Linked DNA regions of Homo sapiens: region 2 is linked to region 1. The links are chromatin loops, found by intact Hi-C in ENCODE. Cell type or tissue: adrenal gland. All regions are shown on one strand.

The links. Peaks named below come from ENCODE experiments on the same cell type or tissue, not always from the same donor. Only the 100,000 strongest peaks of a DNase experiment are listed, where the experiment ranks them.
Region 2: it touches region 1 in a loop (4-fold over the local background); 40 of 110 quality-filtered maps call a loop at or near these places.

The regions. Positions count from the first base shown.
Region 1 is chr12:115,913,695-115,921,694 of GRCh38, reverse strand. No RefSeq gene overlaps it. Among named protein-coding and RNA genes, the nearest start is that of LINC02463, 31 kb to the right of the region's middle. In adrenal gland, CTCF peaks have their summits at 4,113 and 4,322 (motif pointing right); DNase peaks (open chromatin) are centred at 4,314 and 4,745; H3K4me3 peaks cover 501 bases; H3K27ac peaks cover 336 bases; H3K27me3 peaks cover 547 bases.
Region 2 is chr12:113,975,901-113,983,900 of GRCh38, reverse strand. No RefSeq gene overlaps it. Among named protein-coding and RNA genes, the nearest start is that of RBM19, 14 kb to the right of the region's middle. In adrenal gland, a CTCF peak has its summit at 3,207 (motif pointing left); no DNase peak of the experiment used is centred here; H3K27me3 peaks cover 2,297 bases.

The DNA.
Region 1 (8,000 bases):
GGTGGGGACACAGAGCCAAGCCATATCACAATGCAATTTCCCCTTGGTAATCAGCATCAATCACTCCAGCCAATAAATTAACTCCTCCCACTTTTTTCCTGTTGGTTCAGTGGCATAAGGAGTCTGAAATGTCCAGGTTATAGGCTCATCTTCAATCCATTAGAACCACTACTGTGTCACTGTGTTGGCTGGATTACAGGCCCAAGTTATAGGTCAGCTTGTACTGCAGCCTAAACTTATTGCAGAGCCTTTTCTGTCTCTATTCAAAACTAGCAGCCTTATGGGTAACTCTCTCAATAGGTCAAAACTGCACACTCAGATGCATTACATGTTGCCTCTAGGATCTAGAAAGGCTTACCAATCATCATGTCTCCTTTTTGGTTTTTGGTGGTGTGAAATGCAGCAACTTGTCTTTCACCTTGGAGGAGAAATTTTGACATTCTTCATAGCATTGAGCCCCCGGCACTTCACTGAGGAGGTGTGCTCCTGAATTTCTGTGGGATTTATTTTCCACCCTCTCATCTGCATATATTACCAGGGCATCTAAGTACCTGGCTACTCCATTGGTGCTCAGCAGAGCCAATCAGTGTAATATTTTCAGTGCAGTGAGCCAAGAGTTCAATACCTCTGTGAACTATATTCTGGCAGAAAATAGGAGAACTGGCATTGCCCTGAGGCAAAACTGTGAAGGTATACTGTTGGGCTTGCCAGAAACAAGCAGATTGGGGGATGAACCTTCAAGAACCACTGGTGCATTGGAATAAGCAGTGGCCTGGAAGATTCACGATATTTGGGTTCTAGTCCCTGGCTCTCCCTCTATGTCAGTATCTGGTTTGGGGCAAACCATATCACTTCTGAGTCTCAGTTTCTTCATCTATAAAATGAAGATGTTTTAGTCAATATTTTATTCATTTGCAAATACGTCTTTGCTAGGCATGGGGAATTCAGTGATGAACAAGAAACATACTGACTGTTTCCTTAACATACAAACTTAGTGTAGCACAAGAAACTCAATTTTAGCTTAGATAGACTAGGAGTTTTAAAGTATGAGCAAGTCATGGGGCTTTTGTATATTAAAAACAGCAGGGATCCCTGCACAAAGAACAAATATGCAAAATATTTACGATGAAATAGTTGAGACATACCAAAAGTTCAGAGAATAACACAATGATTATTCATGTGTCTCAGCTTAAGAGATAAGTTAAAAAGATCCACTTAAAATTCACTTTCAGGTCTTATTCTCTTCATCCATTCCTCCCTGTCTCTGGAGGTAGCCATTGTACTGTGTGTATTATTTGCATATCTATTTTTATATATATATTTTTTGAGATGGAGTCTTGCTCTATCGCCCAGGCTGGAGTGCAGTGGTGCAATCTTGGCTCACTGCAAGCCCCGCCTCCTGGGTTCACGCCATTCTCCTGCCTCAGCCTCCCGAGTAGCTGGGACTACAGGTGCCCACCACCATGCCCAGCTAATTTTTTATATTTTTAGTAGAGATTGGGTTTCACCGTGTTAGCCAGGATGGTCTCGATCTCCTGACCTCGTGATCCGCCCGCCTCGGCCTCCCAAAGTGCTGGTATTACGGGCATGAGCCACCATGCCTGGCCCTATTTTTGTATTTTTATTACATATTCTGCATCTGTAAGATTTATACACCAGTTGCAGTCATTTATACTTCATGTGAATAAGGTAGATATAGCTTCCTGCAACTTGATTTCTGCACACAAGACTATGTTTCTGAGGTATCCGTGTAGATATATGTGGCTTTGGTTCATTTACTTTACAGTTCCATGTAGCATTCTCCTGTTTCAAAACAACACAATATAGTCATCCATTCTCCTGTTGATCATTTGTGTTGCTTCTATATTCCAAGAGGACTGCAATCAATGTAGCAAGGTAGAAGTCTCTTCTACCTAACTTCTCTAGAAGTTTCTCCTAGAAACTTAAGAGTGGAATTGCTAAATCACAGAATGCTCATTTTCAATTTACACAGTCAAGTTTTAATGATATTCATAAGTCAAATGGCCAGAAGAATGAAATGTGTAGCATTTTGTCTGTAAGCTTTGTTAATTAAAGTGGATCAGAAATAGTAAGTCATAAAGATAACGATGGTGAAGATTTCAAGATGTGGATTAGAATTAGGACTGGCATGAAAATGTTGTGGAATGTATAATCCAAGACTCTCAGCATTTTATGTTGATTGTTCTTTGGGTCACAGTAAATGCCCATGTATAAATATCCATGTAGGGTGATCAACTGTCCCAGTTTGCTCAGAAGTTAAGGTTCTTCTGGGACATGGGACGTTCAATGCTAAAATCAGGAGAGCCCTAGGTTGCTATTTCTCTAGTTGATACCATCTGTTCTCTTGGCTTTTTGGTGTGGAACATGACTCTTCATGAGAAAAAACCACATTCTTATAGAATGAAGATGAGACATTCATTCTGAGATAAAGAAGAAATAGGCAATGTAATAGGCAATGTAAAAGGTGAAAAGAAAAATCAGTGGCTTCAACTAAAGTACTGTTTCCAGACACATGGGTCATACAAAATCGCCTGGGTAGCTTGTTAAAAACACATTTATAGGCTCCTCTGGACTTTTCTTCCTTGATCAGAGGTTCTCAATCTTCAGAGGGCATCAGAATCACCTGGAGGGAAGTTAAAACACAGGAAAGGACCTGTAATTCCCACGTGTTGAGGGAGGGAAGTGATTGGATCATGGGGGTGGTTCCCCCATGGTGTTCTCGTGATAGTGAGTGAGTTCTCACGAGAGCTGATAGTTTTAAAGTCTGGCACGTCCTCCTTCTTGCACTCACGTTCTTCTGCTGCCTTGTGAAGAGGGTGCCTGCTTCCCCTTCGCCTTCCACCATGATTGTAAGTTTCCTGAGGCCTCCCCAGCCAGGTGGAACTGTGAGTCTATTAAACCTCTTTCCTTTATAAATTACCCAGTCTTGGGTATTTCTTTATAGCAGTGCGAACACAGATTAATGCATAAAGCTGCTCAGGATGAATCCTACAGCTTACTGTGTCTCCTAAAAATTGCAAATCACCTCCATTTCCTCATTTTATCACAGCAGGTTGAAATAATTTGTTTAAACATCAACCTGCCCTTTGCTGTTCACGGGTGGCCTTTATCTTTGTAAGCGTATTCCAGCCCGAGACTGCAATACTGGAACAGGGTCTGTGCTTAGTAAACCTTCTTTGGTTTCATCAATCAGTGACTTGGGAGCTGGTTCCGGGCAAGTTCCAGCTGAGGCAGATGATGTAGAAGATGGTGGTGGGTCATGTGAGCTCCATCAGCCTGCCTTGGGTGGGTGTGTTTTGAGAATCCTCTTGCAAAAGTTCTGTCCTAGAACTTGGGTGAACCCCTATTACCAAGACAAGTCCTCTGAGCTTAACTTGCCCTGAAGATCCTGACATCTCTGTAGCGGTCTAGCTTGGTTTCCTGACTCAATCCCTCTGTGACTTAATTTTTTCCCTGTACAAAACTGGAGCTCAGTGGGGATAGGGATTCATTCCTCTAGCATGCTTTCAAAAGCTCAAATATCTCCTCTACTACCCTCCACTTATCTCAAATGTCCACCATTATGGATTCATTCCTTTGTGTTTGTCTTGGGGGGCTGGGATGTGGAGGATTGAAAGAGCTCCTGAGAAAGGAAGACTTCTCCAGTCTTCCTGGTCTGGTTAGATATTCTCACAAGATTAGGAGCACCTCAAGGAATATGTCTCATTGCCATTGTGCATTTTATACTTAGCACAGCCCTTGGCACATAAAAGCTGCTCAGGAAAAGTTTGTTGAATGAATAAATGATTCTCAGAAACCCACAGCAGATGTGTCTGGAGAGAATCCCTCTAGATCACCACCACAGTCTATAAAATAGGGCAGATCCCTTTCGTTCCAGGCCTGTTCCAACGTAACAGTGACAGCGTGGAAGGAAGGTCTCACCTGGTCTCTGCAAACTTCATACCATATCCCACTCTGCTCAAGTTTCCTGGTCAATTTCACTTCCTCCAAAGAGCGGGGCTCCTTCCTATCTCCAGGCCTTTGCACAGGCTGTTTCTGATGCTTGGATTAGTTCCACTCCCATCCCATGGAGAGTTTCTTAGCTTCTTTTAAGTTGGCTGGGATCTCCCCAACTAAAATTATTCTGTGTCTGAAAAAGAAATGATGCAACCTGCATTTTTTTCTTTGCTTAATTTCTCTGCCTGAAAGTCCCGGACACCTGGCGCGATACCTGCAGGGCGCATAGTGAGGGGCTGAGTGATGAATGGGCTGAATGGAAGCAGGTGGTGGGAGCGGAGGGTGTGTCCTTCCACGGACGGCCAGCAGGTGTCGCCACAGACCGGGAAGAGGCGAAGCGGCGCGGCTTCACCTGGCGGCGGCCCTACCTGGAGGCTGCCGCGCTCCGCCCGCCCAGCCCCGCGCGAAGCCGAGAGCCCGGGCGCTGGCGTGGTCCGGGCAATTGGGAAAGCAGTGCCCGGAGCCACGGGCAGGGGAGATGAAAGGCGGGCGGCGGGCGTGGGCGGTCAGCAGCACCAGGTGAGGCCAGGACCGCGCTGAGTCGGGGCCCCCGGGCCGCGGGGTTGGGGTGGGGACAGCCTCGCGCTGGGGCGCCTCTCCTCCCTTGTGCTTGGTCCCCACAAAACTCCCGAGATGATTTCCCGCGGGCCCAGAGTCACAGCGGCCTTCACTCATCACGCCGTGTATGCCCGGCGTTTGCTATTCCAGCCTCGCGGCCACTCGCTGAGGTCGGTGCTTTGCTTACCTCCGTTTTACAGACGCACCAATAGAGGATCAGAGAGGGGAGGTCACTTGCTCACGATCACACAACACCCAGTTAGCAAGTTGTAGAGTGGGGATTTGAACCTGGGTCGGCCTCCAGAGGCTAAGCTCTTATCCTGGGTGTCCCCCTGTTTGACCTTAAAGTTCTGACCTCCTGTAAGTCATGCCCTATTTTTACTGTAATTTCTATTTTTCTTTTCCATCCCTCCCTCCCTCCCTGCTTGCTTTGTTTTTTAAAATGTTGTGGTAAAAGACACATAGCATAGAGATTCCGATTTTCACCATCTCGTTTGTCTGAGACAGGGTCTTGCTCTGTTGCCCAGGCTGGACAGCAGTGGTGGATCTCAGCTCACTGCAGCCTCTGCCTCCCGGGTTCAACTGATTCTCCTGCCTCAGCTTCCAGAGTAGCTGAGACTACAGGTGCCCACCACCATGCCTGGCTAATTTTTGTATTTTTTGGTAGAGATGAGGTTTTGCCATGTTGGCCAGGTTGGTCTCGAACTCCTGACCTCAAGTGATCCGCCTGCCTTGGCCTCCCAAAGTGCTGGGATTACAGGTGTGAGCCACCGTGCCCGGCCCCATTTTCACCTTCTTAAAGCATACAGTTCAGCACATTCAGTGTTGTGCAACTATCACCACTATCTAGTTTCCCAACATTTTCATTTCCCCCAAAAGGAAACCCTGTACCCCATTCTCCTCTCCTCCCAGTCCCTGGCAACTGCTCATCTGCTTCCTCTCTCCATGGATTTGCCTATTCTGGATATTTAATTTAATTTATTTTTTGGCTCAATACCCTCATCCTGTCTCAGGCTATCCCCGTGGTATCACAAGAGGCCAGAAAGTGGGAATCCTCAGACCAGTGGTTCCCAAACTTTGTTTCACTTTTGGAATCACCTGGAGACCATTAAAAAAAAATGGCTGGGTGTGGTGGCAGCACCTGTAGTCCCAGCTACTCTGAGGTGGGAGGATCACTTGAATCCAGGAGGTCGAGGCTGCAGTGAACCGTGATTGCGCTGCTGCACTCCAGCCCGGGCCACAGAGTAAGACATTGTCTCAAACAAAACAAAGCAAAGCTGTGCTTGCCTTCCACCCATCGACATTCTGATTTAATTGGCCTGTGATCGGACCAGGACATCAAGACTTTTAGCAGGTCCTCAGGTATTTCTAATGCACGGCAGCATCTGCAGACCCTCATACCTCAGAGCCTTGCAGCTCTGAGACTTTGCATCCCTTTTACAGGTGGGTAAGCTGAGGCCCAGGGTGGGAGAGGACTTGCCCAGGTTCACACAGGATGTTTGTGGCTGAACTAAGATTGGCACATAGTATTTTTGTTTGCTTTGTATTAATATTATTTTTGATGGACAAATCGTAATTATATACATTTACAGGGAACACAGTATTCTTTTACCCCACTGATGCCCTCTTACCCTCTTCCTGCCTCTCTAGCTATTTAACCTCTTTGTGCCCATTTTTTTCCTCCTCTGTAAACTGAGGGTCTTAATGGTTCCTACTGGTAGGTTTATTGTGCTGATCAACTGAGATTATGTCTGCGAAGTGCTTAGCACCGTGCTTGGGTTATAGCAAATGATATTCATCGATTGTTTTGCATGGGGTGGGCAGGGGGTAGAAGTGAATGGATGCCTGAAAGACCATGAGCTCATTGAGGAAAAGGACTGAGATTCTTCTCTCTGCATACTTGGCATTCAGTGTAGACCTTGCCATTTAACAGAAGTTTTTTCAATATGGAAAGAGGCTCTTGGTTGAGATCACACGCTCCTGTCTGCCTTTGCTCAGGCTGGGCCCCTTTCCTGGAATGCCCTTGCCTCTCCTTTCTCCCCCTACCCTCCCACTCTTCAAGGCCCAGGGCATTGGGACCCACTATATCAGGCCAGCCTGCAGCGACTGAGGATCCCACTCTTTATATAGTTGTGTGCGTGTGTGTGTGCACGTGTGTGTCCTGTTTCTATCACCTGACTCCATTGTTTTAGGAACCAGCCCATGTCTCCTGTACGTCTCTGTGTCAGGCATGAGGCTAGGCACACAGTCGGCATCTGCTAGGTACCACCTGAGGCCTTGATGACCTTCAGCTCCTGGGGAAGTTGAGGATGGGGATCCTCGGTGTCTCTAATATTCCCCCTTCCCCATAAGTGCATCCCAGGGAAGAAGATTGTTGTGGGCACCCCCGGCCACCCCACTCTGCTTGCTTGTAAAATCCCATTGTTGGGGAAAGGAGTCTCTATTCAACAAATGGCGCTGGGATTGCTGGCTGCCATGTGCAGAAGAGCAAAACTGGACCCCTACATTTCACCATATAAACCAACGCAAGGTGGATGAAATATTTAAATGTAAGACCTCAAACTATAAAAATCCTGGAAGAAAACCCAGGAAATACCCTTTTTGACATTGGCCTTGGCAAAGAATTTTTACCCATTCGCTGGCTGTGGGAACCCATATGACCCAGTTCTGGCCAATGGGAGTCAATGCCAGCTGCTCTGAGAAATTCTGGGAAATGTCCTTTCTCTCCTCTCCCCACTGCATTTAAGAGGCTGACAGTCGTGGCTGGAGCTGAGTCTGAGTTGAAGCCACCAGAATGGCAGTAACGTCAATCCCGAGCTCTGGCATTCTTGAGGTGCAGAAAGCCTTGGATGGCCCACTTCAGACTTATTATTCAGGAAAATCCAACCCCATGGCTGAAGGCACTCATGGTGAGGTGTCTGTCTGCAGCTGAACACTTCCTAACCGTTAGGACCATTCCCAACCTGCTCTTTCCCTATTTAAAGACAGAAGGAAGGGCAGACACTCAGGGTGAATTTCCTAATGTTCTTCTCATTGATCTTGGAGTAAAACCTCCAAGGAACTGGAGGTACCTAGTGATGTTACCCTCTAGGGTTTATTTTTATTTTATTTTATTTTTTGAGATGGAGTCTCGCTCTGTCACCCAGGCTGCATGGAATGCAGTGGCACGATCTCCGCTCACTGCAACCTCCACCTCCCGGGTTCAAGCGATTCTCTTGCTTCAGCCTCCCAAGTAGCTGGGATTACAGGTGCCTGCCGCCATGCCCAGCTAATTTTTGTATTTTTAGTAGAGATGGGGTTTCACCATGTTGGCCAGGCTAGTCTCGAACTCCTGACCTCAAGTGATCCTCCCACCTTGGCCTCCCAAAGTGCTGAGATTACAGGTGTGTGCCACCACACCTGGCCACCCTCTAGGTCTTATGTCC
Region 2 (8,000 bases), 1.9 Mb after region 1:
CTCCTTGCTGTGAGTAGCCCTGAGCACCGTGCTCTCCCACACCCTGCACACATATTGGTAAACTTTCCCCTTCATCAAACTCTCCTCAATTTCCTCAATTTGAATTGAGGCCAGAGCCAGGCTGATACAAGGGGCATTGCCCTCGCGAACCATTTTCTGACTACACTGACTTTTAATTTTTCAGATGCTGCACTAAGCATCCCCATCTTATAAGCTCAGGACGTGCTATTTCTTTCGGGCTCTACTGGGCATGGCCAGGCAGTTGGTGCTTCAGTGGTTCCTCCAGTGGTTCAGGAACCAGGATGGATTCAGGTCACTCAGTTCCTCCAATGACCCAAGCCACTTTGTGCCACTGAGTTCAAAGTGTACTAGGATTTGCAAGAAGGGATCTTTCTAGACCGGGAAGCTGCAAGACCTCAGGCACAGCCCTGTGCTGGGAAGTCTCTGTGACACTCTTCCTTAAGTCATCTGTTTCCTGAAATATCTCTGCACCATGTTAGAGGCAACGAGGAGTAATAGTTAAGAAGACAAATTTTGCAGCCAGAGAGACTTGAGTCCAGCTCTGCCTCTCACTGTGTGACATAGGACAAGTCCCTGACCTCAGCCTCCTCAGCATGGAAAATAGGAGGAAGAGTAGAACCCACCTTGGAGGCTGGTGGTAGGGATTTCATTACAATAATTCATAGTGCATAGCAAGCCCTAAGCAATTAGCAGCTGTTGCTGATTTTTTTTTTTTTTTTTTTTTTTTTTGAGATAGGGTCTCACTCTCATGACTCAGGCTGGAGGGCAGTGGTGTGATCACAGCTCACTGCAGCCTCAACCTCCTGGGCTCAAGGGGTCCTCTTGCCTCAGCCTCCAAGGTAGCTGGGGCTACAGACACACACCACAATGCCAGCTAATTTTTTTGTATTTTTAGTAGAGACAGGGTTTTGCCATGTTGCCCAGGCTGATCTCGAACTTCTGGGCTCAGGCGATCCCCACTACCTTAGCCTCCCAAAGTTGCTTATTTATTTAAGTGAGGATAAGAACAAGTGCTTAGGAGTGCTCACCACAGCCAGGCACTGTGTGATGCGCTGTCTGCTTATTAACACGTTTAATCATCACAGCACACCTATGTGGGAACCACTATCATCGCTATCCCCATTTTGCAGGTAAGAAAAATGAGGCACAGAGAGGTTAAGTGTCTTGCCCAAGGTGACACAGCTCTTAAGAGGCAGAGCTGGGATTACAAACCCAGGCAGATGACTCCAAAATGCATGCTTTCATCCACTCCATGAACCTGGGATTTGGGGGCTCTTCCGGATTACATCCACTCAGCCTGAATCCCACCAGTTCAAGTACTGCCTGTTACTGTTGGGTGTCCCCTTCTTGGGAATATATGAAATACAGTTAGGTTTGAGGTTCTTTGAGGGTAGGACTCCTGACTCACATTTATCCAGTCACCCCATTTTCCCAAGCTCAAAATTAAGCCATTTGCAATCAAACGGATAACTCTTTTTTTCCTAATCAGTCAAGGTGTTTTCAAGAAAGTGTTTCCAAAGCACCAAAGCTAAGGCACATTGCAATGTACATAAGTTGCTGTTGTTGAAGACAGGAAAATCCACCCAAATCTGGAGCTGTCCTGGGGAATGGAGATCTTGGCTGGGTACACACATGCATGCTGGGCACAGAGCAGGTGCACTGGTTATGAGCCATGTGTCCCCCTCAACCACCAGTTCTGTGCCCTGGAGGCTGGCCCGATGGACTGCATCACCCATGGCTCCCTTACCTGTCCTTCACCTTCTGGCTGGGGTCAGCCCATGGGAGGCGCCAACAGGTGATTGCAGCAGGAGGGGTAAGAAGAGGCAGTTAGAGTCCCCCCAGGCCCAGCCAGGGCTCTGCTGGTGGCTGCGTCTCTCTGTCTGCAGGTCCTCTCTAAGTAGCCCAGTAACCTCACTCCCTCTCCCTGCATCTGGGTTCCTTTCCTGTGGCTGCTGTAACAAATGACCACACATATTGAAAACAATGCAAATTTATTTTCTCACAGCCATGGAGGCTAGAAGCCTGAAATCAGTATGGCTGCGTTAAAGTTGAGGTTATCAGCAGGGCCCCTTTGACGGCTCTAGGGGAGAACCCACCCCATTCTCCCTTCCAATTTCAGGGGGCTGCCAACTTTCCTTGGCTTGTGGCCGCATTACACCAGTCTTCAAGGCTGACACCCTTAAGTTTCTCTGCATTCCATCTCCACAGTGCTTTCCTCTTTTTTTCTTTTTTTTTTTTTTTTTTTTTTGAGACAGGGTGTCACTCTGTTGCCCAGGCTGGAGTGCAATGGTACAATCTCAGCTCACTGCATCCTCCACATCCCAGGTTCTAGTAATCCTCCCACCTCAGCCTCCCAAGTAGCTGGGACTACAGGTGTGTTTCACCACACCTGGCTAATTTTTGTATTGTTTGTAGAGACTGGGTTTTACCATGTTGGCCAGGCTGGCCTCGAACTCCTGACCTCAAGCTATCTGCCCACCTTGGCCTCCCAAAGTGCTGGGATTACAAGCATGAGCAACCACACCTGGCTCCATCTCCTTCGTGTGTCAAATCTCCCTCTGCCTCCCCCTGTAAGGGTACATGTGATGGCATTTAGGGATAATCTCTCATCCCAAGAGCCTTAACTTCATCACATCTGCAAAGACCTTCCCCCTTTTTTTGAGGGAGTGCATATTTTGCAAGGGGCCATTTCTCAGCCTACCGTGACTCCCACTGTTGCAGGTTCCTGGTGCCCTATGACCTCTTGGCATTTCCTTATCCTGGCCCCACCTTCATAGAAGTAGCTGCAAAACCTCAGTGGCCTCTTCCTTGCATGGGACCCTCATGAGCTCAGTTTCCCTGCCCAGCCAGACAGCTCCTTCTTGCTGTCTGTATTGAGGCGCCTCTGCCTTAACTTCCTCCTGGTTCAAATCTATATATTTATTTATGCAGAAATATTTATTGACCAACTACAGCTGGGCGCTCTGTTGAGCAGGGTTCTTCCAGTAAAAAGGCCGAATTCTGTTTCCCCACAGGGGCAAAATCAGGAATAAGCTCCATCCATTGTGTACCAGGCCAGCTTGGGCACATGTCTCTCGCTGTTGTCAAAGTCCCAGCTCTCCTAATTCAGCCTCCTAAGGATTTTTCGCCTTGCTTCTAAGGCTCCGCACGGGCTTATCCACGATCCTTTGGCGTCCCCTGCTGGTAGCTATATAGAATTGTAGGCAGTTTTTCTAATACCCTCACAAAGATAGCTGAGTTAAGATGCCTCTCGCCTAATAAGAAAAAGAGGAAAGGAGATGAGAAGTGTGGACTGGCAATTACAAAGAATACTAGGAGGCAAAAATGTAACGCCAGAAGAGGCATAGACTCCAGCTATTCAATGCATGGCATAGTGGATACAATGCAGATTCTGAATCTCTGTTCACTGCTTCCTGGCTGAGTGAGCCCAGGTAAGTCACTTCACCTCTCTGTGCTTGAATTTCTTCATCTGTCATAATTCTACCTACATTACTGGGTTGCTGTGAGGTTGAAATGAGCTAGTCTGTTTTAACCAGTACCTGGCACAACAAAATACAATTTTGTTATTACTGCCATTGGCATTGTGCTAAGCAGCATAAATATATTCTCTCTAATCCTCACCACGACCCTGGAAGAAGGCATTACTGGTCCTGCTTTGCAAATGAGGAATGAGGTTCAGAGAGGGTGACTGACTTACCCAGGGTCACACAGCATGAAGTGTCAGAGATGGGATTTGGACTCGGGTCTCTCTACCTCCTATGTTTCTGCTCTCTCCAGGGCTCCATGTCATCATCAAGGATGAGTTACTTCATGGCTGTGACTTTCCAGGGCTCCCCTCAGCAGTAGAATGGAAGAGGACAACTGGAGAGATGGTGACGCTGCTTACTTCAAGAAAAAAGCCAAGAGGGGTAGCAGGCAGGCACAGCCCGTGGTTGAAGAGGAGGACTTTCCACTCATTTCAAAGCAGAAACTAGACTTGGACACGACCTTGGAGAAGCATAGCCCCTTCTCCTCCAAGATGGTGCCTATGAAGGTGAAGAACTTGTCCCATAATGAGTATATCAGTCATTGTGATGGCAACAATGATGATAATGATGAATTATAGGAGTATGCCTTTTTTTTTTTTTTTGAGACCGAGTTTTATTCTTGTCACCCAGGCTGGAGTGCAGTGATGCGATCTCGGCTCACATCAACCTCCACCTCCCAGGTTCAAGCCATTCTCATGCCTCAGCCTCCCAGGTATCTACAGCCATGTGCCAACACATCTGGCTAATTTTTGTATTTTTAGTAGAGACAGGATTTCGCCGTGTTGGCCAGGTTGGTCTCAAACTCCTGGCCTCAGGTGATCTGCCTGCCTCAGCCTCCCAAAGTGCTGGGATTACAGGAGTGAGCCACCATGCCCAGCTTGAGTGTGCCTTTTAATGTCAGTCTTTCTGACTAGACTATAAGCCTCCTAAGGACAAGGAACATGTCTGTCCTGACCACTGCTATATTCTCAGTTCCTGGAACAGGGTCTGGCACGGAGCAGGTGCTCAGGAACTATGTGAATAATAAGTGAGTGAATGAATGATCATGTCTGCCTCCCTGAAGAGAGCTCCCTGTCTAGTTGAACCATAATCAAATTTAGTGATGGGGCTGGTGTCGTGGCTGACATCTCTAATGCCAGAACTTTGGGAAGCCGAGTTGGGTGGATCATTTGAGCCCAGGAGTTTGAGACCAGCCAGGGCAACCTGTAGAAACCCCATCTCTACAAAACTTGTTTTAAAAATCAGCTGAGTGTGGTGGAGTGCACCTGTGGTCCCCGCTACTTGGGATGCTGAGGTGGGAGAATCACCTGAGCCCAGGAAGTCGAGGCTACAGTGAGCCGTGATTGTGCCACTGCACTCCAGCCTGGGTGAGAGAATTAGACCCTGACTCAAAAAAAAAAAAAAAAGAGCTCTCTTTCATTTATTTTTTTTCTGGCAAACCATTCCTTCAACTGAACTCTCTTTTTAAGCCAGACCTTGATGATTCTCTGTATGTGTGAAGGAGGTATCAGCCCACAGCACCACTGCAAAATTTAAAAAGGAAAGACAATGATTCTGATTTTAATTCCATCCCATCCCCAGCACACTGCCTGGGTCCCCACTGAGCATCATAGCCAGCCCCAATTAAAGCGGCACTGGAATTTGCAGCCTCCAGAGCCTGGGATAGGACCCTCGTTGGCTTGTCTTCTCAGAGTGAATTTAGCTTTTTCCCAGCCGTAGTCTGTTTGGTGAATGATTTGTTGTTTCTGCTCCTTCCAGGTGAATATTTCTGTTTCACTGCCAAGAGAAGGAGGGGCCCCCACATCTCTAATGTTGGGCCCCCAGCAGGGCCCACCAGGGCCAAGGCTCAGCTGCCACCTGCCACAGGTGAACTGCCTGGTCTCCATGCAGATGTGGCTGAAGCTAGTGCACACCTGGTCTCCTGTTTCCAATCATCCTGGCCACTTGGATTCTCCCTTGAGGCTCCTCTGCAGTTGCCTGGGAATAGGAGGCTGCCCTTCAGAGGGGCTTTTGGGGTGGGTTGTGAAATGCTGGGCTACATTGGTGACACTCAACATAGCAGATGGTGACACCCCAGGGCAACCATCTCTAGCACCCCCCTCCACTGGGTCCACTTCCTGCCCCCTAGGGGTGGTCACACGCAGGGAGGAGCAAAGGGAGCCAAACTTGAACCTGGCCTTGGTCTCTACAATGTGATCTTGGGCAAGTGCTTCCTCCTTTCTGGGCCTCAGTTTCCCTGTATGTCAGCAGATGAGAAGAAGGTTGCCCCAGGACCTACGTATGCCAAAAAAAAAAAATTAACTAAAATGTACCAACTCTGAGCCTTTCTACATACTAACAACATTTTTAAAAACCCATAGATTACTTGTTAATGACAAAAAGAAAAATTTTACAAAAGAGGAACCTGGCAGGCACCCCCTTAACCAAGCCATCAAAGTTACCATCATCAGGCCGGGCGCGGTTGCTCACGCCTGTAATCCTAGCACTTTGGGAGGCCAAGGTGGATGGATCATGAGGTCGAGAGATCGAGACCATCGTGGCCAATATGGTGAAACCTCATCTCTACTAAAAATACAAAAATTAGCTGGGCGTGGTGGCGCATGCCTGTAGTCCCAGCTACTCAGGAGGCTGAGGCAGGAGAATCGCTTGAACCTGGGAGGTGGAGGTTGCAGTGAGATTGCGCCACTGTACTCCAGCCTGGCGACAGAGCGAGACTATGTCTCAGAAAAATAAAATAAAAAATAAAGTCACCATCATCAGTTTTGAGGCAAATTGATGTCACAAGCCTCTCAATCTGGTGCACTGTAAAGGATACAGCACCATGTGAGCCTGCAGAATTGTTGCCAAAAAAGCAAGGTGCAGCCGTGTGCTTTCTTGATGACTTGGAATATACTTTGGCTATTAATACACATCTATAAATACAGAATTACTGAACCCTTCTTTTTTCATTTTCACAATGTCTTTTTAGAGATATCTAATAGACCAGGTGTGGTGGCTTACATTTGTAATCCCACCATTTGGGAGACCAAGGTGGGCAGATCACTTGAGGTCAGGAGTTCAAGACCAGCCTGGCCAATATGGTGAAACCCCACCTCTACTAAAAATGCAAAAATTACCTGTGTGTGGTGGCGCGCACCTGTAATCCCAGCTACTCGGGAAGCTGGGGCAGGAGAATCGCTTGAACCCAGGAGGTGGAGGCTGCAGTGAGCTGAGGTCACATCACTGCACTCCAGCCTGGGCAACAACAACAAAAGAAATATTTAATAAACTATTTTGGAACAGTTTAAGTTCACAGAAGAGTTGTGAAAACCTTACAGAGTTCCCGAATTCCCTGTACCCAGATTTCCTTATTGTCAGCATTGCTCTGGAATGTTTGTCCCAATTAATGAACCAATACTGATACATGACTATTCATTCAGGTCTATGCTCTATTCAGATATTTGTTTGTTTGTATCTAATGTCCTCTTTCTGTCCCAGCATCCCATATTCGGTTTATTCCTTAGGCTCTACTTGGCTGTGACAGTTTCTCAGACTTCTCTTGTTTTCAATGGCCTTGACAGTTTTGAGGGGCACTGCCCAGGGATTTTGAAGGATGTCCTTCAGCAGGGGTTGGTCTGATGTTTTCTCATAATTAGACTTTGGTTATGGTTCCCCGGGGGGATGACCACAGAGGTGAATGGTCATTTCCTATCAAGCATACATACATCAACATGACTTATCACTGTTGATCTTGACCTTGACCACCTGGCTAAGGTCATGTTTCTCAGATTTCTCCACCATAAAGCTACTCTTCTCCCTCCTTTTCTGTAGTGTAGTCTCTGGAAGTCATGATGCACAGCCCACACATAAGGCTGGGAAGTGATGTTCCTTCTTCTTCTTTTTTTTTTTTTTTTTTTGAGAGAGGGTCTCACTCTATTGCCCAGGCTGGAGTATAGGGGTGAGACCATCGCTCACTGCAGCCTCAACCTCCTGGGCTCAAGCAATCCTCCCACCTCAGCCCCACAAGTAGCTGGGACTACAGGTGCACACCGCCACACTTGGCTAATTTTCCATTTTTTGTAGAGATGGGATCTTGCCATGTTGCCCCGGCTGGTCTCCTGGGCCCAAGCAATCCTCCCGCCTTGGCATCCCAGAGAGCTAGGATTACAAGCTGTGAGCCACCATGCCCAGCCTTGAGGGACAAGTATTATCATAAATGATTTGAAATTCTCAATTTATCTATCCTCCATTTTATTTTCTATTACTTATTTATGTCACTGGACTTATGAATATTTATTTTATACTTTGGGTTATAATCCAATACTACTTTATTTATTTATTTATTTATTTTGAGACGGAGTTTCGCTCTTTCGCTCAGGCTAGAGTACAGTGGTGCGATCTCGGCTCACTGCAACCTCCACCTCCCAGGTTCAAGCAATTCTCCTGCCTTAGCCTCCCGAGTAGCTGGGATTA